3 separate regions of the Homo sapiens genome follow, and regions 2 and 3 are each linked to region 1. A link is an interaction called in ENCODE POLR2A ChIA-PET data of the cell type or tissue named here. Cell type or tissue: OCI-LY7. All regions are shown on one strand. Links, peaks and the distances in the headings refer to the core of each region. The heading gives the core; the rest is flanking DNA.

What was found. Peaks named below come from ENCODE experiments on the same cell type or tissue, not always from the same donor. Only the 100,000 strongest peaks of a DNase experiment are listed, where the experiment ranks them.
Region 2: POLR2A ChIA-PET joins it to region 1 with 11 read pairs; 2 of 35 experiments call an interaction of 5 or more read pairs at or near these places.
Region 3: POLR2A ChIA-PET joins it to region 1 with 14 read pairs; 2 of 35 experiments call an interaction of 5 or more read pairs at or near these places.

Annotation. Positions count from the first base shown.
Region 1 is chr2:60,349,544-60,360,460 of GRCh38, reverse strand. It overlaps MIR4432HG (MIR4432 host gene), which reads left to right. Exons shown (of 2, transcript NR_132992.1): 2 at 613-1,245. Among named protein-coding and RNA genes, the nearest start is that of MIR4432, 32 kb to the left of the region's middle. RefSeq lists enhancers at 6,760-6,809, 6,950-7,029, 7,510-8,009, 8,780-8,859. In OCI-LY7, for the core only: a CTCF peak has its summit at 6,858; DNase peaks (open chromatin) are centred at 6,430, 6,890, 7,240, 7,830 and 4 weaker places; H3K4me3 peaks cover 4,519 bases; H3K27ac peaks cover 5,000 bases.
Region 2 is chr2:60,467,127-60,478,043 of GRCh38, reverse strand. BCL11A (BCL11 transcription factor A) reads left to right here. Exons shown (of 4, transcript NM_022893.4): 3 at 9,211-9,312. Among named protein-coding and RNA genes, the nearest start is that of BCL11A, 81 kb to the left of the region's middle. RefSeq lists an enhancer at 749-1,562. In OCI-LY7, for the core only: no CTCF peak of the experiment used is centred there; no DNase peak of the experiment used is centred there.
Region 3 is chr2:60,411,252-60,422,168 of GRCh38, reverse strand. All of the region lies in intron 2 of LOC124906010, which reads left to right. Among named protein-coding and RNA genes, the nearest start is that of MIR4432HG, 25 kb to the right of the region's middle. RefSeq lists an enhancer at 8,343-8,472 and a silencer at 8,943-8,992. In OCI-LY7, for the core only: no CTCF peak of the experiment used is centred there; a DNase peak (open chromatin) is centred at 7,258; H3K27ac peaks cover 82 bases.

The sequences.
Region 1 (10,917 bases), core at 3,358-8,357:
TGAAACTCCTTTTCCCGCTGAATCTGCTGCACCAGCATGGGTCTCAGGATTCCCTTAACCCTCCGGTTCAAAGCCAGCCTCAAAGCAGTCTAATAGTCCTCTTAGTCCTTAGCCCCACACTCTGATCTTGGTCTGTCAAGTTTCTCTCTTGGAACAAGAGTAAGCACAGATCCTCAGGGAAGAGCAGGCAAAGAGGAAATTTCTCTTTGAGGCCAGAGAAGAGTTGATCCAGGGTGCCCACTCTTGGCCAACCCTCAAAGGTAGTGGTCCCAGGCTCATCTTGCCCCTCCATGGCAAGTGGGTGCTAAGTGAGAAGCATGAATAGATGAAACCCCAAATAGCACCCTGAAGCAGACATCCGCACTTCCTCACCCTTCTCTCCTCATAGGCAGAAACTTGGGGGTGGGAGAGGGGGAAGAATTAGGGTAGCAAGGCAGGCATGTTGGGGGCAGGGTTGGAAGGAAGTTTAATGTTCGGATGTGTCAAGTTTCTCCTTGTGGCTGGAGTGTGAGACTAATATTTTGCCCCTACCAAAGGAAGGCCATGGCTGATAGAGACAATGATATTACATGCAATGCTTCTTTCTTTTCTTTTTTTTTTTTTGGTTCTTAGGTGTGGCAAAATGGCTTTGTTGTGGTGGAAGATGAATTGTCGTCTCAAGGGGGCAGAGGACTGCCTGTGAGCTTCCTTAACATGGAGCCCGAAACCGGTGTTTGCACAGTCCTTGAGGAAAGGGTTTGCTCAGCAAATTAACAGTGTGAACAAGACTGCAGGAGGGACCATTTACCTACCTGAGAACAAACTGTTTTCTAGCTCTTCAGCAGCACCACTTACGCACAATTTTCATGTGCTAATGGCAAGTGATTATTACCTAGTTAGTGAATATACGTGGAAGACATAAAATAGCCTTTACTATCCCCTGGTTGAGACAACTCGCTAACTCAGACTTGCCAGGTGCTCTGAATTAGAGAGGTGCTACAGGAATGTCCTCTCGGATTTTTGGCGTTGAGCATGCATGCATGTGAGCAGGGTGCCATTTCTTCAGAAGAAAAATAAATGACAACATTCTGTTTTGGGGCTTGAAACTGCATGACTGAAAACATAAAGGTGACAACTGTGATATGCTTTTTTAATGAGGGCAGAGATGTCAAGAGAAACCAGCCTTCTAGGAACAAAAGAATACTCTGTCAGGTGCAGTGGACTTAAGACCTTTTTCTCTCTTGGAATAATGTCCTTAAAAATAACCAAATTTTCCATTCAATAGAAAAATGTTCATCCCTTCCTCCCCATCAATATGAATTGTTGTCTTGGAGCATGGGGCACTAGCAAGCCATATTGATTTTGGAAATTAAAATGGGAATGTTGAAGAGCGTTTTCAAAGAATTATATGGGATTTTAGCCATCTGAATGGCTTTCTTTTTAGGGTCAGTGAGAGTATTCTGGCTAAAATGTAGCCCATTGCTTTAGAAATAGTTTCCTTAATGTCTTTCCTGTCGCCCCTGCTGGGTCTGTGCAGGAAATGTAAACCAACATACAATATGTGTGTTTATTTTCATGTCCCATTTTATGGGAAATTGGATGGGGTATTCCACTGAGGCTTCAGCTATGATGTGTTGACAATATAGGGGGAGCAGGGAAGACTATTGCTGAAAGAGTTTACAAGGGAAGAAGGGGGTTCTATAACCTTTGAGAACTATGGGGAAGAGCCAGGCCTGCCAGCGAGAGCTCCGTTACTCAGGGGCCAGAGGGAGGCATTCAATAATGAAACCGGCTGGTGAGTTGCTCATCCATTAAATGACATCCTCACCAGCCAGCCCCAGTTTCCAGCACAGTTGGGATGTTGTGCCACACCTCATCTTGTGAGATGTTATGTCTGATACTGTGTGGTCTTCCTGCCTCTGCTGGCCATAGGAAACTCAGGCTACCAAACACCCAATCCAGAGTCCATAAGGGGTCACTAACTGGGTGGGGGGCAGAGTTACCCGGAGGACCCCTGCAGGAATGCAGAGGTTAGAGATTGTCAAACCAGTCATATCCTGGCCTTGTGCAGGTGGTGGCAAAACTGAACCTTTTCCTGGGATCCTACTGGAAAAGCAATTTAAAAAGTGCCTGGGTAGCACGGGGCCTGCTCAGGGAGTGTGGGTCCGTGTATTTCCTGTAAAATGTTTGAAATCTCAGCGTTAGGCCCATCTGTAAGACAGCAGTAGGTGTCAGTGGGAATACATGTTTTTCCTGCAGAAGAAAAAAGTTAGCATGTTTGCATTTTAAGCTCATAAACAGCTGCAGCCTGGACCGCCATGGCAAGCACGTTGGGGCTGGAGGAGCTGAGAGCTGCTGTTTGCCGGTGCACAGCAGCAGTTTCCAGTTGTAGACTGAAATATTGTATATATCTCCAATTTCAATAGGACTTTGTTTTGTGTTTCTAAACAAGGAAATTGAGGAGTGTCAAATTAATTTTTTAGTCCTGGTCATTTTTTAATTCCAGTTGGCCAGCTCGGCCTGGATTTGTACAAATACCGATTCCAGAAAATAGTTGAAGTACTAAACTTAGTAAATAAATGTGTTTATCTTTCAAATAGATTCAAGATGAAATACCCAGCACTTCTCCAGGGCATTTCTGTCCCTGCCTATTCATTTTAGCAGCTTGACCAAACTAATTCCCTTCCCTTAGTGTAATATTTAAATGGACTTCTGGCATCTGATACATTGCCTGCTGCTCCAATTCCCTAAGAAAGTCATTTAAATAGATTTTGACTATCTTGCATCTACTATAAAGCCAGTCAACTAAAAATCCTGGTCACTTCTCTCTAATTTTAGATGAGCCATGTGGAATTATTGGCTTTTGAGAAAATTCATCTTATCAGAGCTGAAAGTTTTGGATTTAATTTTTAACTATCTTTTTTTTTTTCTTTCCCAGCAAGAAAAATGAATGAAAAGACAAATAAGAAAGTGTTGCCATACAAAGTTAGCGAGCTGTCAGATAGATATAACTACTAAATGAAAGTCCACATTAAACTTTTGGGGCAAGATTCTCACTCCGCCTTCCCTCAACTCCAAGCCTTTGCTCCACTCCACTCATGCCCAATCTGAGAAAGGAAAAGAAGCAAGTTTGACACGTATCCTGCCTTCCAGGAATTTGCGATCCAGTTGAAGAGACAAGCTCTACCCATTCAGAGGGTGGCTTGTGTGATTTGGGTTTTCTGCTAGGCACAGGATGAGGGGTGCAGAGGGGAGTGGGGGAAATAGATCCTTATGTATTGGCTGGGGACCAGGACTTGGGGGTATTATAATAAGTTGGCCTGAAGGAATAGCGAGAGGTGGGTATGTGAAAAGCAAGCTGATAACAGCATAGAGATGGCAAATATAAGGGGAAAGTGGCCACAAAAGTGAGCAATGGAATGCCAGGTGCAGTGGCTCACGCCTGTAATCCCAGTACTTTGGGAGGCTGAGGCGGGTGGATCACAAGGTCAAGAGATTGAGATCATCCTGGCCAACATGGTGAAATCCCGTCTCTACTAAAAAAATACAAAAATTAGCTGAGCGTGGTGGCACGCACCTGTAGTCCCAGCTACTTGGGAGGCTGAGGCAGGAGAATCACTTGATCCTGGGAGGTGAGAGTTGCAGTGAGCCGAGATTACGCCACTGCACTCCAGCCTGGTGACAGAGTAAGACTCCATCTCAAAAAGGAAAAAAAAAAAAAAAGTAAGCAATGGAGAGCAAAAGGTGGAGGTGGTGGACAGGGACTCGGCCAGTCTGACTGCATCCCCAGAAAGAGAGAGGACCTGGTGGAGAGTGTGGGGCTATGGTGGGGAGGCCTGGAGTGTCGGGCCAAGGACTTTAGATTTTTTGTTGTAGCCAGTGGGACGGGATTGTCATGAGATGTGGTGGAGGACACAGAAACCTGAGGCAGAGAGGCTCCTGTTCTCCACACTCTGGGGCCTTGGGTGGTGCTTATGTTAAATCATGACATGAGTCACCAGAAGGAGAGCCACCCAGATGCGGGAGGGCAGAGAATCTCTCTGAGTTGGGAGTAGGGAGAGAATGCTGCAGACTGGAGTTGTCTGGGAAGGTGTCTTGGAAGACGAGGATTTTGCCAGGTGAAAGGGAGTAGTAGGAAAGTTATGGTATTTTGAACCATCTTCTACTACAGGAAGATGATTATTAAAGCAGCACTAGACCCTACCTTGGCTGTCAAGATGCATGAATAAAAATACACTTGTCACCATATTTACTTCCTGTTCCCTTTCTTCCCGTTTAAAATAGTAATTGATGCTTTCATTTTTTAAAACAGATGTTCTCCATTTTTCAGCATGTTGTGGGGTTGCAGAGTATGCGTGGGGCAGCAGCTGGTGATAACATCTTTTATTTTTTAATTTTCTGGCTGTGGATTGGAATTAGAATCAGGATTTAGAAATGGGGAAGCCGTGGCTTGTGGCCTGCATCCTGACGTCTTACATTACATCTCAGGTAGCAGTTTGTCCTTATGAATCAAACCTGCCATGCTACTGACAAATAGGAGGTATTTTTATATGATGTAAGTTATACCTGCTTGTGGTAAAACAAAACCAAACCAGAAGGTTTCCTTTTCTCCTAATTTGTCTCTCCAGAGGAAACCACTGTTAACAGTTTGGTTTATATCCTTTCAGTCTTTTTTCCTTTTCAGATAATAACAGTGGTAAGAACTAACCTTTACTGGGGAATCTGGACATGCCAGACACAATTCTAAGTGCTTTACATATATGAACTCATTTAGTCCCTGTGCCAGTCCTCTGAGGCAATATGACTGTTTTCCCCATTTGAGAGATAAGGAAACTGAGATGTTAAGTAATTTTCTGGAGCTCACGTAGGTAGTAGGCAGTGAAGCCAGGATCAATATCCAAGTGTTTTGAGTCCTAAATCTGTGCTCTTAGTTATGACTTTATGCTGCTGCCATGAATATGTATAGTGCATATACATATTACTACCTAGTTCTTAAAAAGATGAAATCATACTATAAGTGTTGTTCTGTGGTTTGCTTTTTTGATAAACATTAATACTGGGGACATTTCCCCATTTCAGTATATATAAATTTAATTCTTTTTAAAATGTACCTACAATTATACTGATGTAGCATCATTTTCAAAAACGATACTCTTCCTTCTGGCCATTTGGGTTTGCTCCAGATTTTTGCTATTATAAACAATATTACAGTGAACCTCTCAACAATAGCAGTAGCAACAACTACCATTAATCCTGAATAATGTGCTTACTGTGGGTGGGGTCCTATTCTAAACCTTTTCCATGTATAAACTCATTTAAACATACATCTTTATATAAGTGGGCTAGTGTTTCCATAGGCTAGATGCCTGGAAGAGGGACTGGTAGGTTAGAGGCCAAGTGCATTTAAAATTTTGATTGCAATTTTCCTCCCCAAACAGGCAAGTATTTATTAAGTGTCAGCTCTAAGTGCAACACCCTCTTAGGCATTCTTTGGAATGCACAGACACATGAGATAGGGGCCCTCCCACAGGTTTACAAGAGTGGAGAGACAAGCTGGTACAAGTCGCCAGGTGATGAAAACAGTCATTCCACAAGGCAAAGCTGGTGGCATATGCTGGGAGCACTACAGGTGTGTAGAGAGCAGGGAGGTCTGTGAGGGGTGGAAGGTATCAGGGGGAGCTTCAGAGAGGAACTGGGGCTGAATGAGGCTTGGAAGGATGGAAAGATGGAGGGAAGGGGTTGGAGAGCAATCCTGGGGAAGGGCCAAGAAGAACGAGGCTTAGGCGGGAGGTGGTGTAGTTGAAGAATGAGACAGTGAGTCTGTGGGATTGCCATCCTGACTGAAGCAAAGAGTGTGTTTTGGGAACTGGTCAGCCAGCCGACCATCAAGAGAAGAGTAGAATAAGAGTAGAAATGGACATCCACCTGTCACATGACTAAATTGTTTAACCCAAATAAAAGCTAATCAATTAACAAATAAAGCTAATCAATTAGCTTTATAAATGAAGCTAATCAGTTGCTAAACTGTGCTCTATTCTTCTGCCTTGACATAAGAATCTTTGACCTGGAACAGGTTTGAATTTAGAATTTTCCACTCCATGGACTATGGCACTGGAGGGTGGTGAATTACATTTCCCGATCAGTGCCAACAGAAAGAGAATAGGGCTTGTGATAATCAGATATATTTGCCCAAATCACTTGGATAAGTTTTTCTCCTCTGTCAATGCTGAAGCACGCTGGTGCTGGAGCAGGAAATCACAGCCCAGAGAAGGTGAGCAGGTGCCCTGTTCACACAGAGCTTGGAAGTTCTAATCTCTGACCTGAAGTGAGACATTGAAATAGAAATCTTTCTCTTCCTCCTCCCTCCTTACCCTACCCCCAGCCAACAAAGAAAGAAATGCAGGTGCATTTAACTTTGCCTGTAACTTTCTGTTCTGCAATGAAAATGGCCTCCTGTGTTTTTGTTTCACAAGCACAATTAAAAGTCTAATTTCAAAGCTACAATAGGGAAGCAAGGGCGTCAGTAAGAAACCCAGAACTTGATGCAAATAATTGAGCCATTTTTAATTTGTTCAGTGTGATCAGGTAGGGGGAAATTCTATATTTAAATATAACCAACCACCTTGAACCTTGTATGGAAGTAACTGTGTAAGAAATGTTTGGTAACATGTTGCTGAAGTTGTAAAATGTGTACCTCCCAAAACAAGGATATTCAAAAGTTAAGTTTCTCACGGTGATGTTAACACATCCGCATCGCGTTGCACATGCTGTACAATTCTGCATCATAAAAAATGGATTTACAAGCTTAAGTACTACTCGGGAATATTACATGTGTGGAATGTGGCTGGGTTAATGTCACTGTGAGACCCTTAGCCGTTGCCAAGGAGGTTTCCTGAGCCTCAGCTGGGGCCAGGCGGGGGCAGACTGGAGAAAGCCGCTGCTGCCTGGGCCTGCAACTTTGCCTAATGAACAAAAACACCATTTTGGCCTCAAAGATCTTGAGCTCCACAAGCCACAAATCACAACGAGGAAGAAATCAAACATTAAGGTTTCTCTCGGATTATTATTGACCAGGACGGTCTGGAAATTATAGGATCTTTCTAAATGTGGGCAGGGGCTTCCGTGAGGTCCAGCAACACAGTGGCATTTGCTTTTACTGCTGCTATTTCTCTGTTTCTGGTTTTACTTACTCTGACCCCTCTCCACACCAGAGCCGGTGTGAGAGCTGCTGTCACCTGGCCTTTCCCAGAGCTGGAGGGAGTCCCTGGGGGACGAGTTGGGTGGCAGGTGATGCGTGTAGACTAGGATGTGAGATTAACTCCAGTCCGAAAGGGCCCTGGGATAAATTACACATGTCCGAACATATCCATAGAGGAGGAGTTGAGTGGAAATAGGCTTCAGGGGCAGCCAAAGAGGGAAAAACATGAGGACATTGTGTGTGTGTGTGTGTGTGTGTGTGTGTTGCTGTAATGATGGGAGGGAGGATGCAAGGCAGGACTTACGGGTCCTAGCCAGCTGTGCTGCACCTGGTCCGTGAGGCAGTGTGGAGTCCACCGAAACGACCCTCAAGCCTGATGCCAGTTCCAGAAGCCCAGTCGGCAACTCTGCCACCTTACACTCCTCTCCCCGTGGAACTGCCTGGGGGTGCTGGCATGGGGACATGAGGGATGTCTGACAGGAGAAACAAGCATTTCAAGAGTGTGTGGTTGGCTTCGCTGTCCTTTGGGGGGAGGAACTGGAATCAGTCAACAGGCAAGTAAGTTGTTATTGCACACCTTTTATGTATTCTGCTGGGCCGTGGGCTGCGGAGGGCACTAAAGGGGTAGAACATCCTGCTCCTCTTGAAGACGCCCAGCCTTTGGTCCCATGACCTCAGGCACATGCGTAATCTAAGCGGCAGCCCAGAACTCATGACGGGTGCCCAGTTCCTTGATGCCTCCTGAAGGAAATGCTGCAAGCTGTTCAGAGGATGGAGACTGCATGGGGGTGTTCGTAGGCAAGGAAGGCTTCAAGAAAGAGGCAGCTCTGAGCTGCTTTTCAAAGAAGAGAGGATTTAGACAGGCAGAGAGAAGTGGGGATCACTCAATAGAAGTAAATTCCACAAGCTCTGATCTCTATCCCTAATAGGGAACGGGGCTCCTAACAATAGCTTTTTTTTGTGGTCTGAATTCAGGCCCGACTCCCAGTTCCAGCCTGAACACTGGTCAGCTGAAGACAACGCTGCCACCTTCATCTCTTCCCTGCCTGTCCTGCTTACAACAGTTGCAAGAAGTTTATACCCACATTAAGCCCCCAGAGGCAGGCTGGCAGCCAGCCTTCGCCACTGGTGCAGAGAACTGAGTCAACCACCCGGTGTTCCTGGCTGCTCCCCCTGAGAAGCTTTCCCACCCTGTTCCCTGAGTCGAGAGTCTTGGCTGGGCACCTGCTGCACTGTGGACGTGCGGACGCGGCCTCCAGAAGGGGGAAGGGAGCCCTGGCTGGCTTCTCTGAGACGTGTTGAGTGGCTTGCCATTGAAGACTGTTTCCTCACTCAGGCAGCTGCATGCCCCAAGTGAGTGACTTCCTCTCTCTGGACTCAGTTTCTGAATCTGTAGACAAAGAGGGTGGACCAGATGGTCTTGGAGGTGCCTTCCAGGTCACATCTCTCCTGTTTCTAACAGCAGGTGGAAGCAGGTGAGGAGGGCAGTCGGGCAGAGAGGAATGGAGAGGAATTCCCCCACAGAGGCTCTTGGGAACCACACAATTCCCCATTCTGGTGCCACCTGCTTCAAGGATGTGAGTGAGAGCAGTGCTGGCCTTGAAGCCTACATCGGTGGGTAGTCTAGCCTCCCTAGATGTGTCCTTAGGTGTCATGGGATCCATATCTGGATCATCAAGGAGACCTCACTTAGGCTTCTCTTGACTTACCAGGAAAGGCTAAGTCTTGCTTCGGGCAGGCAGCTGCCTCTGGGGCCCGGGCCTGTGGCCCCAGGGGAAAGAATTGTTGCCCCAAGATGCTCATGCAATGTTGTGTGACTGTGGCAAGGCTGTGCCATTTTAGCTGGGATCAACACGCTAATGGGCACAGGTCCAGGGGGAGTGCAGGTGCCTTCCTGGGTGCAAAGTGGCCCTCATCCCCATAGCACACAATGTCTGCACAGCTGAGGCTGGAAGGGACTGGCTGAGGGCCGTGCTGGTGTGGGCAGATCCCTGGAAGATCACCTGGGCCATCTCCTCATTCTAAAGATGAGAAGAACGAGGCTTGGAGAGGATGAGTGTCTTGTTGAGGGTTGCACAGCAAGTTGGGGACACAGCTGCAGGAAATCCAAGTCTCCTGATTCCTAGCCCATGATATTTTCTCTCCCACCAAGTTGAAAGGCTGAGGTGATGGGAGGCCTGGCATACCACAGATGGAAACTTGCATCGTTGCCCCCGGGGCTCAGATGATTCTCTAAAAATGTGTCTGAGGAAGTGAGAGTGCAGGGCCTCTCCTCACACGTTGGAGCTGTAAGTAGGGCACGTGCTTTCAGCTCCAGGCAGGACTGGAGAAGGTTATGGAAGGGCAGCCAACCAAGAAGCACTTATTTAAGCATTTTTATGTGCCTAGCCCTGAGCTAGGCATAGTAGGGCATAAAGGAGCTTTGAAGGACCCTCCCAACACAGCAATTTCACTGCAGCTGGTGAGCAAATTTAACTCACAAATCAATTACAAAAACAACCTCATGCAAGCTACTGTTTGTGTAATAAAATGTAAGAACATATATTTGTATTTGCGTAAAGGAAATCTGGAAGGATATAAAAAGATAATAAAAGTGTTAACTAAACAGTTACGTGATGGGGTGGGGGTGAGATTTTTGTCCTTTGTACCTTTTAATTACAAAATTATTTTGAACTATGTGAATGCATTTTCTTTGCAAAACATTAAATACAAACAATAACAAAAAACCCAGACAACTAAATGTGAATTGGGTGGCAAGGGGCCAAAGGGATTTGGGAAAAGCAGAGTTCAGAAGATGTCATAGAGCTGATCCAGGTTTCTGGAAGGCCAGAACTGGAAGAGACTGTTGGCGTTATTTTGTCCAACTTCCCATTCAATGCTCGTGTGTTTTGTACAACAGCCAAGACATGGACCTTCGAGAGTCCCTCACTCAATAATTCCTAAATGCTATGGCATGACAGTGCTAACCTAGGGGTCACAATGCACAGATAGGTCGGTCCCTGTCTCAATGGCCTTATGTTCTCCAAGTGTACCCTTGACTGAAGTGCCAAGGAGATTCTGATTCCTAGGGAAAAACAAGAAACACAGGAGTTAAAGGGCTTGGAAGGAGGATAGAATTAGGGAAAGCAGCAGAGTTTAGTTAGGATTTGAAATAAATCTCAAAGGAGGGGTCAAGTTTTGACAATCGGAGGACAGGAGTACCAGGTGGTAGGGATATGGATAAAGATAGAGATAGAGGCATGTTCTCAGGATTAGCAGGGGACTAGGCCAGGTAGGGTGGAATAGTAGGGTGGGAATCTGGGTGAGTATATGTTGTAGATTGTATTGACTGTCAGTTTGAGCTTTTTTTTTTTTTTTTAATTCAATAGAACATGGAGAACCAATAAAGATTCCTGAGCATGTGCTTGAGTCATTCTTCTTGAAATTCTCCAGTGAGTGGGAACTCCCTATTTCATCCAAGAACTCATGAGGATGAGCTTCTTGGAAGCAGTAGGAATTGATCTGGGGCTTCAAGGATCAGAATGTCGAAGGTACTCTGGGTGGAGGGAAGAACGAGTCTAGTGTTAATGCGCACTGGGAAAGGATTTTGAGCATGAGAGAGCATATCCATGCTGTGCGTTGGGTAGACAGCTCTGGCTGTGCTATCTAGGATAGGCTGGAGGAAGGGTTGCTTGAAGCAGCATGACAAGTTAGGAGTCCCTCACAATTGTCCTAAGAAGAGATTCTGAAAGCCTGACTTA
Region 2 (10,917 bases), core at 2,983-7,982, 120 kb before region 1:
TTGCAGTGAGCCAAGATTGCACCACTGCACTCCAGCCTGGGCAACAGAGTGAGACCATGTCTCAATTAAAAAAAAAAAAAAAAAAGCTTTCCATAAAGGCCAGGACAGATGTGCTTCCTTAAGAAGGGCTAGAGTTGGAGGCCTTGCCCTCCTCTGGGCTTGTTGGCCTTGGGGGAGGCCTGACAGAGCCTTCCTGGGGCTGCCTGTTCTTCTGGCCCCTTCTCCGTGCACAGACCAGTCTTGGATGATAAGTCAGGAAAGCCCTCCACCTGGCCGGGCTGCAGTGTCGCTGGGGCTGCCCACACTTGCTGACCATGGCTCCCCACTCCCTTGTCTCTCACAGCACCACTGCCCCTGTTTCCACAGTGCCCACGAACAAAACATCAGGAGTCTCTTGGAAACACCATGTTTGATTATTTCTTTCTTTCTTTCTTTCTTTATTTATTTTACTCTAAGTTCTGGGATACATGTGCAGAATGTGCAGGTTTGTTACATAAGTATACATGTACCATGGTGGTTTGCTGCACCTATCAACCCATCATCTACATTAGGCATTTCTCCTAATGCTATCCCTCCCCTTGCCCCTCCACCCATGTTTGGTTTTCTTTAGCTTATTCTAGTATTTTCTCAAGACCGATCGAAATGATAATATAGAGGCATAAAGCACATTTGTTGTGAGTTGATGCAGATAAAAAGGCTTGGGGTGGTCTTCAGAGTAATTTGGGAGTTGTGTGTTCTGCTGGCTTTGATAGACAAGCCCTTCTCTGCTCTGGCAGGTGTTATCAGAATCAAACGTTTGCAAATGATCATTCTCATCGCATCCATCTTCACAGCCCCATGCCTCTTCCTGAATGCTCAGTTGAAAATGCGTATTTCACCTTCCTCAGGTATCTAATACTTAACCTGGGAGAAACGCAAGTGTGGTTTGCAAGGCTTTCCAGGTGTCCAAATGATGATTTCCCATCCTTTTCTTCATTTCTCGAGTGGGGCAGGGAGGCATCGGGGTGTTTGTGATACGTTTGTGTGAAGCTGGACAATTCGGGTGACAGAAATATGTTCAGGGCAGTGTCTTTTATCGTCCCTTCTAACTACAAAGGCATGGATTGCAGTTGAGCCCCACTTTCAGAAGGCCCAATACACACAAAAATCTCATTAATGGAAACTGATAAATTAGAGAGTGATTTTTCACATTACAGAAAGATTGTTAACTTTTCAAAAGGTTTCACCACAGGGTTTCTTTAAATAGTGAGCTCCCCCACTGAATTTAAAGTGTTTGTTTACAGATCATTAACTACTTGACAGAGAGGATATTGGGGGTTGGGGGAAGGAAGACACACTTAAAAGGTAAAATGTTAGAAGCCCTGCCAATTTTCAATGAGCCTGGAAGGGTGACGAAACATCTCTGAAATTATGTTGGTTAGCAAATATGATTTATTTTACAGAAATTCATTTTACACATGGCTTTCCAAGAACCCTCCATGCTGATGGGGTGTGGTGGGAGGTCAAGGACCACAGGGTGCTGGGCTTTGCTGTCCTGGTTTGTGGTGGCTGGGGAGAGGACTCCCTTTTCTTAGAGTCCTGTGTGTGCCTTTGTGAGCAATGGGTGCCAGGCTCTGGCATGAGGCCGAGCTTTGCTACTGGACTTCTGGCATGAGCCACTGAGACCTTTTCCCTTGACATTTAGCCTGGGTTTGGGGAAGTTTCTTCCTGGTTCTCTGACCTTCAGTCTCATTGGCTCAGGACACACCTAGGTTTCCTCCTTGAAGCTCAGACATGTAAACTTTGCAAGACTGTGTCCCAGGAGGTTGAAATCCATCATCAGGCTCACTCTCTAAGCCTAAGGATTAGCCTGGGGACCAAGCCCAGCCCTGAACTCTCCTATAAGGCCCTCCTCATCCAGGTCAAGGTCATGAGGGGAACAGGTGTATCCTGGCCAGCTTCTAGCACGGCCTATAGTAGGTCTCTTGGTTGGTCCAAAGGAGGCCTGGACTTGCATGGGAGGCAGGAGAGAGAAGCCACCCCATCTAATCCAGTCTTCTCCTTTTAAAGATGGAAACACTTAGGGCCAGAAAGAAAGGATTTATTCAAAGTCACGAAACAGCTGGTGAGTGGCAGAGTTGGGGTTGCAGAACTTAGGTTCCTGACTTTCCTCTAGCAGTCTCTCCAGAGGAACAAGTCCCTGCTTCCTAAAGGAAGAAAAGAATCCGGGGAGTGGTGGCAGTGGGAATACATAGAGCAAGGGCATCTCTGAAAGTAGCTCCCAAATAACCTGATAAATACCTCGGATAGAGGCAAGGCTACACCCCTCCCCCTGCCCCCACTACACACAAACAAGATCCTCAGCTGAGGACTCAGAGCAGGAGTAAGGGCACCCCTATCCTCCCCATGGCTTTGAAAAGAAGAAAGAGGGGAAATTTGGAGGGATGGTCAAGTTGATGATTGAAGAGACAAAGTAGTGTAGGAAAATCTCAATGTTTCTTGCACAGTCATTTGTTGAAAATGTGTCAGCAAGTACAAGCCCATCTTAAACTGGCAATGAGACATCTGAAATAGATTATTTAAGCCAGGGAGGCAGTATTGCAAGGAAGAACATGGCTATCAACACTTGTTTGTCTGACTCAGAGGAATAAAACATAGTAAATTTTGCCTTAGCGGGCCACCCACATTCATTGGGGGAAGAAACAATTGAGGTGGGGGGAAAACAGAACAGATGAACCTTCATGGAGTTTCACAAGAGTCCACATGGTTGTGTCCCTTATTTTCAGAAAATGTGAAATTGGAAAATACGCACTTGTGAAAGCTGAAGATGTCACAGAAATCTTCAGAGGATTTATTTAGATGGTCGTATCCTCCGCTGTCAACTGGATGAATCAGTGTGCAATATTTTGATGTGAATGTAACCGCCTATTGGGCCCCATTTACTCTGTGCCCACCTTGGGCTTTGCTTCTCTCTAAGCATCTTTACCTGCTTTTTCTTTTTATCTAGGATATCCTTTCTCTTGGCTCTCCAGGTTTAACTCATAAGTTTTCCTCTTTCCCAAAGCCTCTCTCCCTCCCTTCCAAATGGAAATAATTTCTCTTCCTTTGAATTTCCATAGCAGCTCATCTGTACCTCTCTCATGACACACTTTCTACATGGGGGTAGAGCAATTTCTGTGCAGGCCTTACCTTTTCTACTAAATGAAGCCTGCTGTGGGAGAAATCTGTGTCCGTGTTTTCTTTGTACTGCCCACAGCGGCTAGCCCATTGCTTTGGGCATTGTAGGCACTCGGTAAATATTTGTTGAATGAATGCATGAGAGGTTGAATGAATGCATGAGAGAATGAATGAATGGAATTTATCCTGGGAACACACATTTTGCATAGTGAGGTATGTGATTAAACAAACAAAAAAAAATTGTCCTAAGACAATTTGTCTTTTTATGCAGCTGCCCTCTCAGTCTCCTAGATAAGTTCCGCCATTCTAAGGCAAAAGCTTAAAGTGTAATAAAAATTTATCTAATTCACGATCAAGTGAAAATACTTTGGGCCCAGAGCCAAAGAATATTATTGGAGTGAACTTTTTTTAACACCCTAAATTTAACCAGCTGGAATTCTTTTTTTAAGTACCATCCTATTCAACCTTTTGAAATGAAGGATTTGCCTTTTAGTGGGAAATCTGCATTTCAACACAAAGATGGAACACAATGTCTTTGGCTTAGTTGCTTTTCAGAAAAGCAAGATTTTTTTTTTTTGGAATTATATGCTTTGCTTATGTTAAAGACACAGCTTGCAGAAAAATTTTGTTTAGGCCTGACAGATTGGTGGCTGGCATTTTTATAGATAAAGGGGCACGCAAAATGTCATCTCTACTTCCTCCCTTTATTGAGAAAAAGCCTAGGAGGAGAACTCTTAAAAGGTGAAGTTAGTAACCTGTTGTTTGAGTAATCAAGGCTCTAAGAGGATAGCATTGATCAAAAAAGAGTTTTAAAATGAGTGATTGATGTTATTAAAGTCACTGGTGAAGTATCAAGGAATCTAAGGACCATGAGAGAGTTTCAGGGAAGAAATTCTATATTGTAGTGTCTATAATTATTGCTTTCTTTTGTTTTTGCAGAATACACTTTTTAAAGAACATCAGGATTTGGTAAAACAGCCAGTAAAAAAGCAATGAAGGAAAAAAAATGCACATGTAAATGCTCATTTCTAGAACAAAAGAGAGTGCGATTTTGACAATATCAGAAGGTTAATTAAGAAGTCTGTGAGTGATGATAAAGCTGGCACATTTTCATTACAGATTGACACAACTCAAGTCACAGGCATAGCTAATGTTTGCTCTATAATACTCTGATAAGTCAGAGAATCTAAGTGAGAAGAACTGGTATCTATGGTAAACATAGGGTCAAGAGCTAGATGCGGCTGAATAGAAAGGACATTTACTTTGCAGTTAGGTAAAGAAGCCTCTAGCTCAGACTAGCTGCACTGTTGTTATTTGTGTGGCTTGAACCTAGTAATCGGATTCAGAACTGGAATGGGTTCCTTCAGGGTACTTTACAAACGTTCAGGATGCATTTTAAGTGTAGTCTAGAAGGTGGTACATGGAAGAGCTGAGGGACTTGAGGATTATGGACTGCGAAAGGACTGTAGGTAGTCCTGTATTTTGGCCTGTCACCAATATAGAGACCCCTCCTCATCATAGTGTCATCCATTCTCTTTTTGAAGACCCAGGGTGAAAGAAAGGGGGTCACAGTGTCACGAGATAGCCCATTCCACGTGGGACAGCTCTACTGCTTTTGTGCCTGTCTCACTGAAAAAAAAAAAAAAACAGGGAAATTATCTAAAAACATATGTTTAGGAAATATACACACATTCACACACGTACACAGACACATATGCACACACTCACATATACACACACATGAACACGCTAACACACATGTGCATGCACATGCTAACACATGCACAAGCATACACACACATGCACACAGTCACAATATACACACATGCACATGCTCACAAACACATATGCATGCACACGCTAACACACATATGTACACATAAATGCTTGCAAACACACACACACGTACATTTTAGTGAATAGCACACATCTATGTACTCCTGTGGAGAGTCCTGTGGTTTTAATACCTGTTAAAGTTGGGCTCCCAAAGCAGTCATTAAACGTGTTGGAATGATGCTTTTTGCTTAGCTGTTTTGGCACATTTGGAAATCTGCAGTATTACCTGTTGATTAGTAGACAGTAATGTGGCTGTATTACACACCCAGTGATTAGTTTCAGAAACAAATAGCATGTTAATAGTCAAGGAATCTTTGAGATGTTCTTGAGGAAACCAAAAAACTTGATTTAATGACTTAAATTCCAGGAACATCCCACTGGGCTTAGAGCTCTTTGTCAAAAGTTGGTACCCAATATATGTAGAAATGTAAAGTGACCAAATGTATAACATTAAATCAAAGCCATTCCCAGTTTGCTGCATATTTTTTAATGAAACCTGAAAAATAAGAGTCACTATTTTTAAATTCAGCCATAAGGAAACTTTGCAACCTAATAATGTGTAAGGCATTTCTGAGGCCCCAAGTGGAAATACTGGGTCTAGAGAGACCTTTATGAAATAGAACAGGTTGAAACACCTTCCACCAGAAAAGTGTAAGACATTTGAAAAAAGATTGAGTCAGAAAAGGGAAATGTGTCCCATTTGAGAGACCAGAAAGGGAAACAAGAGTCCAGTTCCTGCTGTGTCCGTGCAGTTGCCACAGCTGCGTTCGCTGACATGTCGGCTTTAATGGAAGCAGTGAGGACACAATCTGTCTGGCACAAGCTGGTTTGGGTGTTGTCTCATGCTAAGAAGGCCCTGGACCTGATGGAGAGCCTGGACCTGTTCCCTGTCCTTATCAATGACAGACGGAGGGTGGAACCTGAATTTCCTAATGGAGGGATCCTTAGGGATTCCCTAAGCTTAATTTGTTTTTGACTGTTCCAGTCCTAAAGGAGGTGGGTCCTGGACAGGAGGGAAAACAGCCTCATGGCCCATGGGTCTCTGCCCAGGGAATTTCAAAGCTTCCAGCGTTCATACTTCCCTTACCCTAAGACAGCAGTGCTGATTCAGCTTGAGTGTGCATGAGAATCACCTGGAGAATTTATTCAACATAGAAGGCTGCTTCCCCACCCTCAATTTCTGATTCAGTAAGTCTGAGGTGGTGCCCAAGAATTTGCATTTTGAACAAACTCCCAGGTGATGCTGATCGGGGGTGGGCCTGGGTCTGCGCTGTGAGAATCACTTGCCTAAGAGCACTAACAAAGAAAAAAAGAGGACATAACTAGATCACCCACTTCCTAGCCAGCAACCAGAGCCCATCTCTGGCTGGGGAGAATGAAAGCGAAGGTGGGAAAAGAAGAGGCCCTCAACCAGGGGCAGCTCCTTTTCCCCACCTTGGCCTGGGAAGGCAGAGCTGCTCCTCGAGTTTGACGCTCAGAAGCATTAATTGTGATACTTTACTTTGCCTAAGCCGTGATGAAATAATTGAAGGCATCATAGCAAGAAGTTAAGCCCTAGGGAGGCTATTAACAATTTAGCATTTCCAGTTCATGTGGGAATGTCGATTTTACTTACCAAAGAGAATATTATGGATGTGTTTAGTGGAAGAAGCAGCAGAATCAGCTGGGGTCCCCAGTTGGCTTTGCTTTGACCCTCTTCCTGAAGGAAGATAAATGCAAGGGTGAGTCTCACAAAGACAGTGTGCTTTTTTTCTAAAGTAAATAGCTTCTTAGGCTGATAGAAATGTTTTTAGCTGTCTAATTCTGCAGGGGAAGCAGAGGTAGAGGGTGAACACAGCAAAGGTGAGGCCAGGAGGCCCAGGCAGCAGAGCAGGCCTTGTTTTCCAATTGTGAGACCAAGTCAGTTCATTGGCACCTTTCGAAAGCCCCATGTAGCGCTGCTGGGCTGGACCCTCCCCCAAGACGGTTAAGTACTGCTTAATGGATCAGTAGAAACAGGACCTTCTTGTTGGGCAGTGAAGACCACGGCAGGAGCAGCAGGGGGGAAGAGACAAATTCCCAGGAAAGACCACTGGATCAGGAGTCAGGAGATTAATTCTAATCTTCACATTGTGGTTAATCATCAGTGTAGCCATGGGCAAGTCACTTAATTTCTCATGGCCTCAGTTTCCCCATCTGTAAAATGAAGGGACAGACTTGATGATAGCTAGGGTTTTTTACAACTTAGAAAACAAAAACAAAAACAAAAACAAAAACAAACTATGCTGCCAGATAGTCAGATGAGACCTCACTTTGCCACACGGCCAGACACTGTAGAGATCTGGTCCTGCCGTCAGCTTGTTTAGGGCTAATGGGTTTGTAGACAAGTTTGCCAACAAGAGATTCATGCGAGGGGCTAGGCATGGATTAGGTTAGCAGTTCTCCCATTTCTTGCTGGAGGCCTGCTGAAGCACTTCAGGGTCTCTTCCCAGAGTAAGTGGCAGAGAATTTGAAATTTGATACTCCCCATACAAGGATCCAAGTACCTGTTGCGTTTATGCTGGGATCACAGAGATACCTGGGTTGCCTGTGTTTCCTAAGAAAAGGATGTCTGTTTTGGCAGCAAACTTAGTGAACGGCTGAGGCAAAAACAAGTGCAAAGATGGATTCTCAGATTTCTCATTGAAAAATACCATGACAAAATCTGTAGTAATTTTACGCCACACTCTCAATTCACTTGACGTAAACAGTCAAATGTAGACATACTTGTTTGTTAAGTCCGGTCTTCCTGCTTGTGTTGGTTCACTTTGTGGTGTTTATTTTGTTTTGGGTCAGAGAGGATGAAATGTCTCTGTAGATGTTCTCAGGCTAGGTGGTGCTTCCACCAGGGCTTCCCTCTGCAGGCCTGGTAACAGCAGACCTATGCTGTCTGTGTAAGAGCCTTCTCAGCAGCACACCATCGTTACCCACCAGGCTCCTTGCGAAAGGAAATCTTGTCCCAACTGCCTTGGCTGTGCTTGGCAGTGTGCTCTATATAAGGAGAACAGGATGTATTTTACACTTGAGACCTGCTATCCTAGAGTACAACAACAACACTTCTAAGTGCTCTTAATATTAAGCTAATGGAAAACATACTGTTTGTTCACCATCAAAGTCTGTTTTTCTTGTCTCCCGCCCTCCCCAATCATCATGAACTCCAAACCTCTAGAACACACAGAGCGTCTCCTGCACCATCTATCCTCCAGTCTGTCTCAAGATGGACAGCTACATGGTTAGTTAGCTAGAGGAGGACTTGGAAAAGCTAGGCACTTACCACATAAACCGTAAAATCCCCAGATTGCACAAACCAAATTTTCCTCTTCTCAAAAAAATCTCAGTGCTACAAATGTTTCATTGACTATTAGATTCATTTTATTAGTGTGAGAAGTCACTTGTCTTCACCAGAGTACAACAAAGTGCAGTAAAATGGTGAAGATGGGTCAGGGTTTCTGGGTGCTGGCATTATTGGAATGCTGGTTCTTTCCTTGTCATTTAATGGTCAAAGTTATTTGGACCCCAGAAGTCTAATCTTTATCTTCCATTGCTTTGTATTGTGAGAAGCCACATCTGTGTAAGGTTTCCAGTTGACAGGATTCTAGAGTATGGCCCAGCTCAGTCCAGAAATGCCCAGGTTTCCCCTATCACTGAAGGCGCTATCATAAATATAGCATGGGAAGAGGGGGGCAGAGGGACAGAGAAAGCAAAGTGGGACTCTGTCCCATAAAAAACGATTCACAAATCTACTCATTTCCTATCAGCATTTTGCTTTTTGCTTGGGTTTGTCTATAAAGTAAAGTTAATGTATGCATGTAAACCAGCCTTGCAGATAAAATCCCCCCATGTTTCCAGGCTACCCACAATATTACCAGTTTTCCCCTTGCTGCTTACACATCTTCTTTCCACAAGACAATAATCAAACAACAACAAATAAATAAGCAAATGAACCAAAGACCACCTCTCCCCTTTCCTAAAACAAACCCTTTCACTTTTGTCAAAAAGACCGAAATTGAAAACAAAACAGAAACTCTGGGAAATAACTCACCACTCTTCTTTTGTTTCAGGCCTTGGGCCTGTTAACTATCTGCAAGGCTGTTGTAATGATGTTGTAATCTATTTTAATGGAATTGAAATGTGATATCCTGTGGTTTATGATGCACGTTGTTTGTAGCTGTAGTGCTTGATTTTGGGTTTCTTTCACAGATAAACTTCTGCACTGGAGGGGCCTCTCCTCCCCTCGTTCTGCACATGGAGCTCTAATCCCCACGCCTGGGATGAGTGCAGAATATGCCCCGCAGGGTATTTGTAAGTTGAGCCTTATTTCTTCTACAAATGTCCATGTGTATAGAGATGAGAATTTCTGGAAATTGCCCTTACTTTTTAAGTACTGAAGGAGTTACTTCCAAAATAGATTGTCATATGTATTATTCCATTACTCACTTGGCAGCCGCTCCCCACTCCACTCAGCCCCAGAGGGACTTCTTCCCTCCCCTTTTTCTTTCCTCACTGGAGGCTGGGAGCTGATAGTAGCTCATCCCTGTGGGTCTTCTCCCCAGGGTCTTGTCTTGCTCCGTGGCTAGTGATTGAAGATGCCTGTGCCTCTGGAGCCCATTTTATTACTGGACATTCACTCCTGTGGCCTCATTTAGGACTTTGGGTATAGTCCATGGCACACATCTTTAGCCAAGGCCAGAATCAAAAGGAGTCAGTTTAGGGTTATTCCAGAGTTATTCCAATGCATATTCCTTATGTATTTACATGTGTATTTGAACATAGTATATGTTGTATATTCATGCCCACACATAATTTTGACTAATTTTTCTCCTGGTTTTAGAGAAAAATGCACATCATTGTAGTTAAAATGTGAAGGCTCTACTATCACCACCACCACCACCACCATCACCACCACCACCACAACCACCACTGCCACCATCACCACCACCACCACAACCACCACCATCACTACCACCACCACCATCACCACCAGTACCATCACCACCATCACCACCACTACCACCACCACCACCATCACCACCACCACCATTACCACCACCATCACTACCACCACCACCATCACCACCAGTACCATCACCACCACCACCATCACTACCACCACCACCACCACCACCATTACCACCACCATCACTACCACCACCACCATCACCACCAGTACCATCACCACCAGTAGCATCACCACCACCACCACCATCACCATCACCACCAGTACCATCACCACCAGTACCATCACCATCAACACCACCATCTCCACCACCACCATTACCACCACCATCACTACCACCACCACCATCACCACCAGTACCATCACCACCAGTACCATCACCACCACCACCACCATCACCATCACCACCAGTACCATCACCATCATCACCACCATCACCACCACCACCATTACCACCACCATCACTACCACCACCACCACCATCACCACCACCACCATTACCACCACCATCACTACCACCACCACCATCACCAGTACCATCACCATCACCATCACCACCAGTACCATCACCATCATCACCACCATCACCACCACCACCATTACCACCACCATCACCACCACCACCATTACCACCACCATCACTACCACCACCACCATCACCAGTACCATCACCATCACCATCACCACCAGTACCATCACCATCATCACCACCATCACCACCACCACCATTACCACCACCATCACTACCACCACCACCACCATCACCACCACCACCATTACCACCACCATCACTACCACCACCACCACCATCACCACCACCACCATTACCACCACCATCACTACCACCACCACCATCACCAGTACCATCACCGCCATCACCACCACCATCACCACCACCACCACCACCATCACCACCACCACCACCACCATCACCACCAACACCACCATCA
Region 3 (10,917 bases), core at 2,762-7,761, 62 kb before region 1:
GGGTGGGGCAGGAACAAATCACAATGGTGGAATGTCATCAGTTAAGGCTGTTTTTACTTCTTTTGTGGATCTTCAGTTACTTCAGGCCATCTGGATGTATACGTGCAAGTCACAGGGGATGCGATGGCCTGGCCTGGGCTCAGAGGCCTGACATTCCTGCCTTCTTATATTAATAAGACAAATAAAACAAAATAGTGTTGAAGTGGCGAAAATTTTTGGGGGGTGGTATGGAGAGAGAATGGGCGATGTTTCTCAGGGCTGCTTCAACGGGATTAGGGGCAGTGTGGGAACCTAACGTGGGAGAGATTAAGCTGAAGGAAGATTTTGTGGTAAGGGGTGATATTGTGGGGTTGTTAGAAGAAACATTTGTCGTGTAGAATTATTGGTGATGGCCTGGATACGGTTTTGTATGAATTGAAAAACTAAATGGAATAAGAGAAGGAAAAAAAAAGGTATAAAAGGTCTAAGAATTGGGACGACTCAGGACATCTGATTAGAGAGTGCCTAAGGACATTCAGCATAGCCCTGCCAGCAAAGATTATTCATTTACTTCAAGAGTTAAGAATGGCAGTTTGGGGATAGCATGAGGCAAGCGTGATCAGGGTGAGGAACAGGAAAGAAGGAAATATGGGGAAATGGGGTGAATATCAGGTGGATCAGAGAGATACAGTCATGAGGGTCAGGTGTGGTATCCGGAATAATGTGGGAGGCCGGATTGAAGTCCGGGCCAGGAACAATGGTAATTGTGGGAGACTCAACAAAGAGTGAGTACAGCTGAAGGAGCCGGGGAGCAGAAAGTGTATGTGTCAGGTGTGAGGAAGAAAATAGATTTTGGAAATTATGAGAGCTATAGAGAGTGAGTTGAGCATAGTTTGTGATTTTTAGGGCCTCTAACAGTATTAAAGCAGTGGCAGCCGCTGCACGCAGACATGAGGGCTAGGCTAAAACAGTAAGGTCAAGTTGTTTGGACAGAAAGGCTACACGGTGTGGTCCTGGCTCTTGTGTAAGAATTCTGACTGCACTAACCATGCCTAGGAAGGAAAGGAGTTGTTCTTTTGTAAGGGATTGAGGTTTGGGAGATTAATCGGACACGATCAGCAGGGAGAGCATGTGTGTTTTTATGAGAATTATGCCGAGATAGGTAACAGATGAGGATGAAATTTGGGCTTGACTGAAGTAATGGGGGCTGTCTGTGAAGCCTTGCGGCAGTACAGCCCAGGTAATTTGCTAAGCCAAATGGGTGTCAGGGTCAGTCTAAGTGAAGGCAAAGAGAGGCTGGGATGAAGGGTGCAAAGGAATAGTAAAGAAAGCATGTTTGAGATCCAGAACAGAATAATGGGTAGTAGAGGGAGGTATTGAGGATAGGAGAGTATATGGGTTTGGCATCACGGGGTGGATAGGCAAAACAATTTGGTTGATAAGGCGCAGATTCTGAACTAACTTGTAAACCTTGTCTGGTTTTAGGACAGGTAAAATGGGGGAATGGTAAGGAGTTTATAGGTTTTAGAAGCCGGTGCTGTAGCAGGCGAGTGATCACAGGCTTTAATCCTTTTAAAGCGTGCTGTGGGATAGGATATTGGCGTTGAGTGGGGTAAGGGTGATTAGGTTTTAATGAGATGGTAAGGGGTGCATGATCAGTCGCCAAGGAGGGAGTAGAGGTCTCTTATACTTGTGGGTTAAGGTGGGGGAATACAAGAGGAGGACGCAAAGGAGGCTTTGGATTGGGAAGAAGGGCAGCAATGAGATGCAGCTGTAGTCCAGGAATAGTCAGGGAAGCAGATAATTTGGTTAAAATATCTCGGCCTAATAAGGGAACTGGGCAGGTGGGGATAACTAAAAAAGAGTGCTTAAAAGAGTATTGTCTAAGTTGGCACCAGAGTTGGGGAGTATTAAGAGGTTTAGAAGCCTGGCTGTCAATACCCACAACAGTTATGGAGGCAAGGGAAACAGGCCCTTGAAAAGAAGGTAATGTGGAGTGGGTAGCCTCCGTATTGATTAAGAAGGGGACGGGCTTACCTTTCACTGTGAGTTACTGGAAGCTCGGCGTCCGTGATGGTCTACGGGGCTTCCGAGGCGATCGGGCAGCAACAGTCTTCAGCCGCTAAGCCGAGAAGGAGTCAGTCAGAGAGCCTTGGGCCAGAGTTCCAGGGGCTCTGGGAGTGGCTGCCAGGTGAGTTGAACAGTCCAGTTTCCAGTGGGGTCCCGCACAGATGGGACACAGCTTAGAAGGAATCCTGGGCTACAGGCATTCCTTGGCCTGGTGGTCAGATTTCTGGCACTTGTAGCAAGCTCCTGGGGAAGGAGGTTCTGGAGGAACTCAGTTCAGGCGTTTGGAAGTTCTTGTGTGCTGGAGATGTGGCTGGGGTTTGTCTCACAGTGGGGGCAAGGAATTGCAACTTTTTTCTATTATTGTACACCTTGAAGGCGAGGTTAATTAAATCCTGTTGTGGGGTTTGAGGGCCGGAATTTAATTTTTGGAGTTTTATTTAATGTCGGGAGCAGATTGGGTAATAAAATGTATATTGAGAATAAGATGGCACTTGACCTTTTAGGGTCTAGGGCTGTAAAGTATCTCAGGGTTGCTGCCAAACAAGCCATGAACTGGGCTGGATTTTTATATTTGATGAAAAAGAGCCTAAACGCTATCTGATTTGGGATAAGGAAAAAGGAGCATTAACCTTGACTATACCTTTGGCTCCAGCCACCTTTTTAAGAGTGAATTGCTGGGCAGGTGGGGGAGGGCTAGTCACGGAACGAAACTGTAAGCCTGACCAGGTGTGAGGAGGGGAGGCGATAAAAAGATTACAGGGTGCAAGAGCGGAGGCTGAGGAAGAATTGGGACCTAGCTTGGGCTGGTGAGGAGGGGAGAGGTCACATGGGTCTGTAGAAAAGGAAGATTAGAAAGACTCAGCGACACTTGGGGTTGGGACTGAGGGGACAGGCGGGAAGGAAAGAAGGAAGATTTGGGACAAGTTGCACTGGGCAGAGACTAGGAAGGGACTGATGTGTAAAGGAATGCCTGGACGTCAGGCACCTCAGACCATTTGCCCCTTTTACGACAAGAATTATTTAGATATTGTAGGATGGAAAAATTGAAAGTGCCGTTTTCCGGCTATTTGGAACTACTGTCGAGCTTGTATTGGAGTCAAGCGGCATTGCAGAAGAAAATAAGGCATTTAGGTTTTAGGTCAGGTGTGAGTTGAAGAGGTTTTAAGTTTTTGAGAACACAGGCTAAGGGAGAAAAAGGAGGAATGGAAGGTGGAAGCTTACCCATAGTGAAGGAGGCAAGCCCAGAAAAAAGTAGAGACACAGAGAAGGGGTGGGGGGTTCTTGCCCTCCAGAAAAGCAGAGAAGGGGTTGGGGCACAGAAATAAGGGATTGGGGCACAGAGATAAGAGGTCAGGGTGTGGAAATAAGGGATTGGGGTGCAGAGATAAGAGGCTGGGGTGTGGAAATAAGCGATTGGGGGTTTCTTGCCCCCTAGGAAAGCGGGACTTGCCGCTGAGGGTGAAGGAGAAGGGGTTGAGGGGTAGTTGCCCCTGCCTCAGGAAAGCAGGACTTGCCGCTGAGGGTGAAGGAGAAGGGGTTGAGGGGTAGTTGCCCCTGCCCCAGGAAAGCGGGACTTGCCGCTGAGGGTGAAGGAGAAGGGGTTGAGGGGTACTTGCCCCTGCCTCAGGAAAGTGGGACTTGCCACTGAGCGTGAAGGAGAAGGGGTTGAGGGGTACTTGCCCCTGCCCCAGGAAAGCGGGACTTGCTGCTGAGGGTGAAGGAGAAGGGGTTGAGGGGTACTTGCCCCTGCCCCAGGAAAGCGGGACTTGCTGCTGAGGTTGAAGGAGAAGGGGTTGGGGTACTTGCCCCTGCCCCAGGAAAGCGGGACTTGCCGCTAAGGGTGAAGGACCAAGGCAGGCGTCCCTGCGTGGTCTGACACCCTTGAAACGTGGGTATATAATCAGAGAGGCGTCCCTGCAATGATTAAACATCAAGGGAAGGCTGCCTTCCCAGTCCGTGACTGGCGCCGGAGTTTTGGGTTCACGGATAAAACATGTCTCTTTTGTCTCTACCAGAAAATGAAAGGAATTGAAATTAAGAGAAGGGAGAGATTGAAGTGTGGCGCCAAGATTGAAAGGAGAAAGAGGTTGAGGGATAGTGAGGGAGGTTGGAGAAGAGAGTAAAAAGAGGCCGCTTACCGGATTTGAAATTGGTGAGATGTTTCTTCGGCTGGTCGGTCTGAGGACCTGAGGTCGTAGGTGGATCTTTCTCATGGAGCAAAGAGCAGGAGGACAGGGGATTGATCTCCCAAGGGAGGTCCCCCGATCCGAGTCACGGCACCAAATTTCATGCATGTCCCTGTGAAGAGACCACCAAACAGGCTTTGTGTGAGCAATAAAGCTGTTTATTTCACCTGGGTGCAGGCGGGCTGAGTCTGAAAAGAGAGTCAGTGAAGGGAGATAGGGGTGGGGCCATTTTATAGGATTTGGGAAGGTGATGGAAAATTACAGTCAAAGGGGGTTGTTCTCTGGCGGGCAGGGGCGGGGGTCACAAGGTGCTCAGTGGGGGAGCTTTTGAGCCAGGATGAGCCAGGAGAAGGAATTTCACAAGGTAATGTCATCAGTTAAGGCAGGAACAAGTCATTTTCACTTCTTTTGTGATTCTTCAGTTACTTCAGGCCATCTGGATGTATACATGCAGGTCACAGGGGATATGATGGCTTAGGTTGGGCTCAGAGGCCTGACAATGTACCCATAAATCTCCTTTGTAATTCCTGCTTCTGGCAGTGAGGTTTCAGAAAAAGTTTGTTTCTGGAGTGTGTTATCTTCTTCCCTGTATCTTCCATTATATGCCACCTTGTAGGCATTGGAGGGGACTTCTGCTCTATTTTCACTGTGTTCTTATAAGCCTTCAAGCAGATAGGGTGAGTATTACCGTCCTCATTTGAGAGAGAAAACCATGGGTGGAGAAGTTCAGTGATTTGCCTGATGAGTAAGGAATAGGTGGTTTAAAAACCATGTCCCTGATTTCTGGTTTATAGCCCATCCCATCTCACCAAAATACCTGGGAAGGCCAAAGCTGGCTTGAAGCAAATGGCAGGGAAAGGGAGTCTGGTTATAGAGGGGATTTTGATGAGAAGTCACTAAGCTTTCTTAATAATGTCTTGTGTTGATAGATGCACAGGAAAGGAGGAGGCATCGGGGGGACTTGAAGACCAAATTCTGACTTTCTGGCACAGCCAACTGATTGACTTCTAAGAGCTCCAGTTCTGTGACGTAAATGGCTCTGGTGACAGACAGGAGAGGACAAACATTACTAAAAAAAAAAAAAAGTGGGGGGAGATGTGATGTAGCCAAAAGGTCAACAGCCTTGAGGACAGAAGACCTGATTTTTTTCGTAGTCTTAGGGTGCTACCAATTCACTGTTTAACTCTGTGACCTCAGTCTTTCCAGTTCTTGTTTTGCTCATCTATAAAATGTGGACTAGATGATCTCTGAGACCTTTCTAGCTCTTTCTAGAAGGAAGCTAAAGTCAGACAGACATGAAATCAACTTCCATTCTATTCTTTGGCGATTGTTCACCAGATCCCAGACTCTAGGAACCCTAGCTTGTCCTAGAAATCTCAAGTTCTGGGGATCTTGCAACTTTCCCTGATTGTGAAACAGTGACCTTGGCTATGAGAAGAAAACTGGCCTCTCCCGAGTCACCACTTCCTTGTGCCACTGCCAGAATACATGACACCAGCCAAGAGTTCGCATTCATCATCCTCACGTCTGCCTGTGACTCTACACCATTCCTTGCCTTCTGCTTTACCCTCTCTCGCTTGGCTTTCACCCTCCCCGCCCCCAATCACAGCCGCATTGCCAGAGATAAGCACATAGTTTACTATGGCTCAGGAACCATGGGGAAATGCAAGATAGGTTCCTTGTCCTCCAGGAGCTTAAAACATAACAGGGAGAGAAATTGATCAATAGTCAATGCAAATCCAATCAAAATCCCAGCAGGCTTTTTTTGTTGAAATTGACAAACTGATTCTAAAATGTATGTGGAAATGCAAATGCCTAAAATAGTTAAAGCAATTTTGAAAAAGAAAAACACATTTGGAGGACTTATACAGTGCTATCTGACTTCAAAACTTGTGGTGTTAGTGTACAGACAGACAGGATCAATAGAACAAAGTCCAGAGATAGACCCATGCATATAAGATTAACTGAATTTTGACAAAGATGCACAAGCAGTTTAATGGGGGAAAGGGCAATCTTTTCATCAAAGGAGCTGGAATAATTAGAATTTATATGCAAAAAAAGAACTTCAACCTACAAGTCACACCACACACAAAAGTTAACTTAAAGTGGATCACAGATCTAAATGCAGGGCAACAACTATAAAAGAAAACATGGAGAAAATCGATGTGACCTTGCATTAGAGAAATGCTTTTTTTTTTTTGAGATGGAGTTTTGCTCTTATTGCCCACACTGGAGGGCAATGGCACGATCTTGGCTCACTGCAAGCTCTGCCTCCCGGGTTCAAGCGATTCTCCTGCCTCAGCCTCCTGAGTAGCTGGGATTACAGACATGTGCCACCATGCCTAGCTAATTTTGTATTTTTAGTAGAGACGGGGTTTCTCCATGTTGGTCAGGCTGGTCTGAAACTCCCGACCTCAGGTGATCCGCCAGCCTCGGCCTCCCAAAGTGTTGGGATTACAGGCGTGAGCCACCGTGCCCGGCCTGAGAAATAATTTTTAAATAGGACACACATGCACACACAAACCAAACTATTAAATAAAAAATTGATAAATCAGGCATTATCGAAGTTTAAAACTTTTGCTCTTCGAAAGACACTGTTAATAAAGTAAAAAGACAAGACAGACTGGGAGAAAGTTTTTGCAAAAAATACATCTGATAAAGAACTTGTATCCGGAATAAATAAAGCACTCTCAAAAGTCAATAGTAAGAAATCAATGCAACACAATGAAAATGAGCGAAAGATTTGAACAGACATTCCACCAAAGAAGGCATGGCAAATAAACACATGGAAAGATGCTGAACATCATTAGTCATTAGGGAAATGCAAATTAAAACCACAAGGAGATATCACTACATATGCACTCGAATGATCAAAATTAAAAAGACCAACAATAACAGGCACTGACCAAGATGTGGAGCAACTGGAACTCTCATTCACTAGAAATGCAAGATGACACAGCCACTTTGGGAAGTACTTTAGTGATTTCTTATGTAGTTAAATATGCACTGACCGTATGACTCAGCAATTTATCTGCTAGCTATATTCCCAGGGGAAATGAGAACATACATCCACACAAAGACTTGTATTTAAATGTTCACAGTGGCATTTTGTTATGTTAAGGAAAACTGGAAATAACTGAAATACCCATCAAGTGATGAATGGGTAAACAAATTGTGATCTATCCATACACTGGAATATTACTCAGCTCTAAAAAGAGCTGAAGTACTGAAGTACTTTATGCATGCAACCATATGATGTGTTGAGATGCATGCAACAATGTGGATGAATCTCAAGGAATATGCTATGTGAAAGAAGCCAACCACAAAGACTACATTCTGAATGATTGCAAAATGCAAAACTCTAGACAAGGCAAAACAATAGTGATAGAAGACACATCAGAGATTCCCAACAGCCATGGGGCCTGGATAGGGGATTGATGGCAAACAGGTGAGAGATAATGTCAGTGTTCTACACATCACTGTGCTGGTGGTCATATGGTTGTATATGGTTGACAAAACTCATTCAATTGCGCACTTACAGTTGGTGAATTTTTGTTGACTACAGAAAATACAATGTGGAGAGAGAACATGTTTGTGTGAAACAAACAACGCAAGTTAGAGTCAGAGAGAATGCCCAAACCAGAGCCATAGACTGGGCACTATAGAAGATAAAAAATGGGACCTGGAGCCCCCAACTCTGTGTGAGATGATCCAAGAAAGGTGGGAGAAAGGAGACCAACGTGGGTGGGCATTGAGCACTTGGTAGGATTGGCAAAGGAGGAGGGGGAAGGGCAGGGGCTCAGCCTGTGGGCAGAACCCTGGGGAATGCCAACTTCTACAGGTTGGGCAGGGCAGCGGTTCCAGCCCTGGTGGTTTTGGTCAGCATCTTTACAGTAAGCCGTGGGGAAGTGTGGAGTTGCTCGAGTGTGGCAGTGCTTTTGGCCTTGAGCCCCACATGCAGGTCACTTTCATCAGAACAGGAAAACGAAACAGGCTCCCCTGAATGATTTATGGGAGGGCTTGTGTTTTGGGGATGTGATACTGCAATTTGTGTTATAGGACCAAGACATCTGTTTCCAGGGAGGTGCGTTCTCTTACCATGAGCCTTTCCCACGAGGGATCTTTTGCCCCCTTAAGAGTTATCCATTTTATCTTAGTTGCATGTTAGCATAATGGGCCTTCTGGTGACAAGTGGCCTCACCAGGACCTGAGTGTGCATGGTGTGGGGCCAACTGGGAGGTGAGCAGGAGCTGTCTCGGTCTTACCCTGTCCCTCGGATGGTGTCTAGCCGTGCAGTAAGCTGTAGGATTAGGGAGCATGCCATCTGTGAGATGGCACAGGCAAACTCCCACTTAACAATTAAGTTTTAGCCATTTATTTGATTAAATTTCAGTTATGCTAACTGTCCCCATGTGGATTAATGGCCCATGCTGGGGAGCTCTGCTGCCAGCAGATCTTGGCCCACAACCCCTTCTCACCAGGAGGTAAAGTTCCCTGGGGAGGCCTGAAGCCAGGGGTGTGCAATTGTAGAGTATCCTGGCTAGGGGAGCTTTGGCAAGGTTCTTGCTCAAGTCCTCACATCACAGAGGACAAAACTGAGGCTGGCTTCAGTCACCAGGAGCCAGTATGGAAGGGACCCACATAATGGCCACACAGCCTGTCAAGTGTTGAGTCACTTGACAGTTATTTGACTCATTCCTTTTTGTCTACAAGCAGTGGGGGCATGGCATGGTGCATGTAGATGGAAACACAATGTGTACCTGTGACGGACAAGCACCCCACCTCCTACCCCTTCTCAGAAGGGGAATTTGGGAGGAGGTTTGCCCCTGCCCACTTTCCCCTGTCAGACAGGTAGAGGAAGAAAGCCCCATGCGGAGTTTGATTGGGGAGGGAGGGTTAGTACTAGCTACCCCTTATTATTATTATTATTTTTTTAACCCTACCTCTGTCTGCTTTTAAAAGGAATCATGAATCCTCAAATCTTAGGAAGATTTTTGTCTGGTATGACTCCTGGGAACTTTGGTCAAAGGGTGTCTGAGATTCCTGAGGCCCCACCCTGCCCAGTTTTAATACTCCTCACTAATCCCTTTTCACCCCGAGGCTTCGTCCATACGGTGCTCCCTGTCTCCTAGCATGTCTGGGTGAATCCTGCTGGCTCCTACCCCGCCAACCTCCTGCAACCCATGATCCCCATGAGTCCATTATGCAAGATTGTGTGTGTACCAGTGCCTTCCCCTACACTGTATGTGGGATCGAATATTCATTGTATAAGTAAAATTAAAATGTATTAACTTTCCTTCCAGATGCCCCCTGATAGCAAGTTTAATTACTCTGGACATAATTAAATGAGTTTAGGAGATTAGAAAATATAAGGGGGTAGTGAAGACTATAGATTTATTGGGAAAAAAAGGAAAATTTAATTCTGAAGTCTGTTGTCATTTGGTGGCTAGAATGCTGGGGCCTGGGAGGGATGGGGGAGATACTTTGGTAATGGTGGAATGAGGTCTTCAGGAGGCTTGAAGCAGTTTGGATGCATCAGTCTCTTGGCCCACAAATGTAGAAATACAGCAGACTTATGCCTGGGCATCTTTCCTCTGATGCAGTGCGGTATTTTCCTGCAAGAGCCAGGAGCTTGGGGCAGGTGTAATAACTGAGGAAATGGATGCGCCAGCAGACAGCTGTGCTGTGAGCCTCACCCTTCCGTTCAAGGGAGCTTGCCCATCTTGCCATAGCCTTACCCTCTTGTGATAGGCTTTCCTGGGACCTGCAGCAAAGTCTGCAAATGTTGAGAGTGTCTTCAGTCACAGAACTGACTCCCCGGAGGGCTCGCTGCCTTGCTTTTCTCTGGTCCTTGTTCATCGCATACCTCCAGGCAACTTCAGCCTCACCTTTGCCCTAAGGTAAGGAGCAAGGGTTGTATGGTAGCTTCCAGGTGGAGCCAAGAGACCCTTAGTCTAGTTGGTTCATCATATGCTGTATTTCTGCACTAAAAAACCCAGACATACACATGCACACTCAGCTCACACATATACACTCACTACTGACACATACATATACACACTCACTTGCATGAACAGCCGCTCACATATGTTCACACTCTCACTCGTAAACTCACATGCATGCACACATTCTCATATACACATGTATGTACACTTGCACATACACATTTGCTCATCCACACATACATACACTTACTTGCACAAAGATACACTCATGCATACTCGCGTCCACACACTCAAATGCACACACACAGATATACACTCAACAGGGTGCTCCAAACTCAAAGGTGAGTGTTTTGGAGAAGTTATCCTCTTTTTGGTTAGTTTTCCTACAATTCCTTCTTTTCAGAATCTAGTTTTTCAGCTGGAGGAGGTGTCCTGCGTCTGAGTGAGAAAAGCTGTTGTGGTTTCTTAAATTTTTTAGCTGCACAGGCGGAAGGATATTCTTCCTTGTGGTTTAGAATTACATCTAGAAAGTTGCAAACAGATTTCCACAGCCTCCCTTAAGGTGCCTTCTTGTGCTGTTTTAAAAAGGAGGGCTCTAGAGAAGGCACTGATATATATATTTTTTAATAAAAGGAAAAATAAAATACAAGGACATGGAATGAATAAGGAGAGTGAAGGGAAAACAAGCCCGAGGAGATAAAGTGAAAATTCTCTTACATTTGAGACTTGGGTTGGAG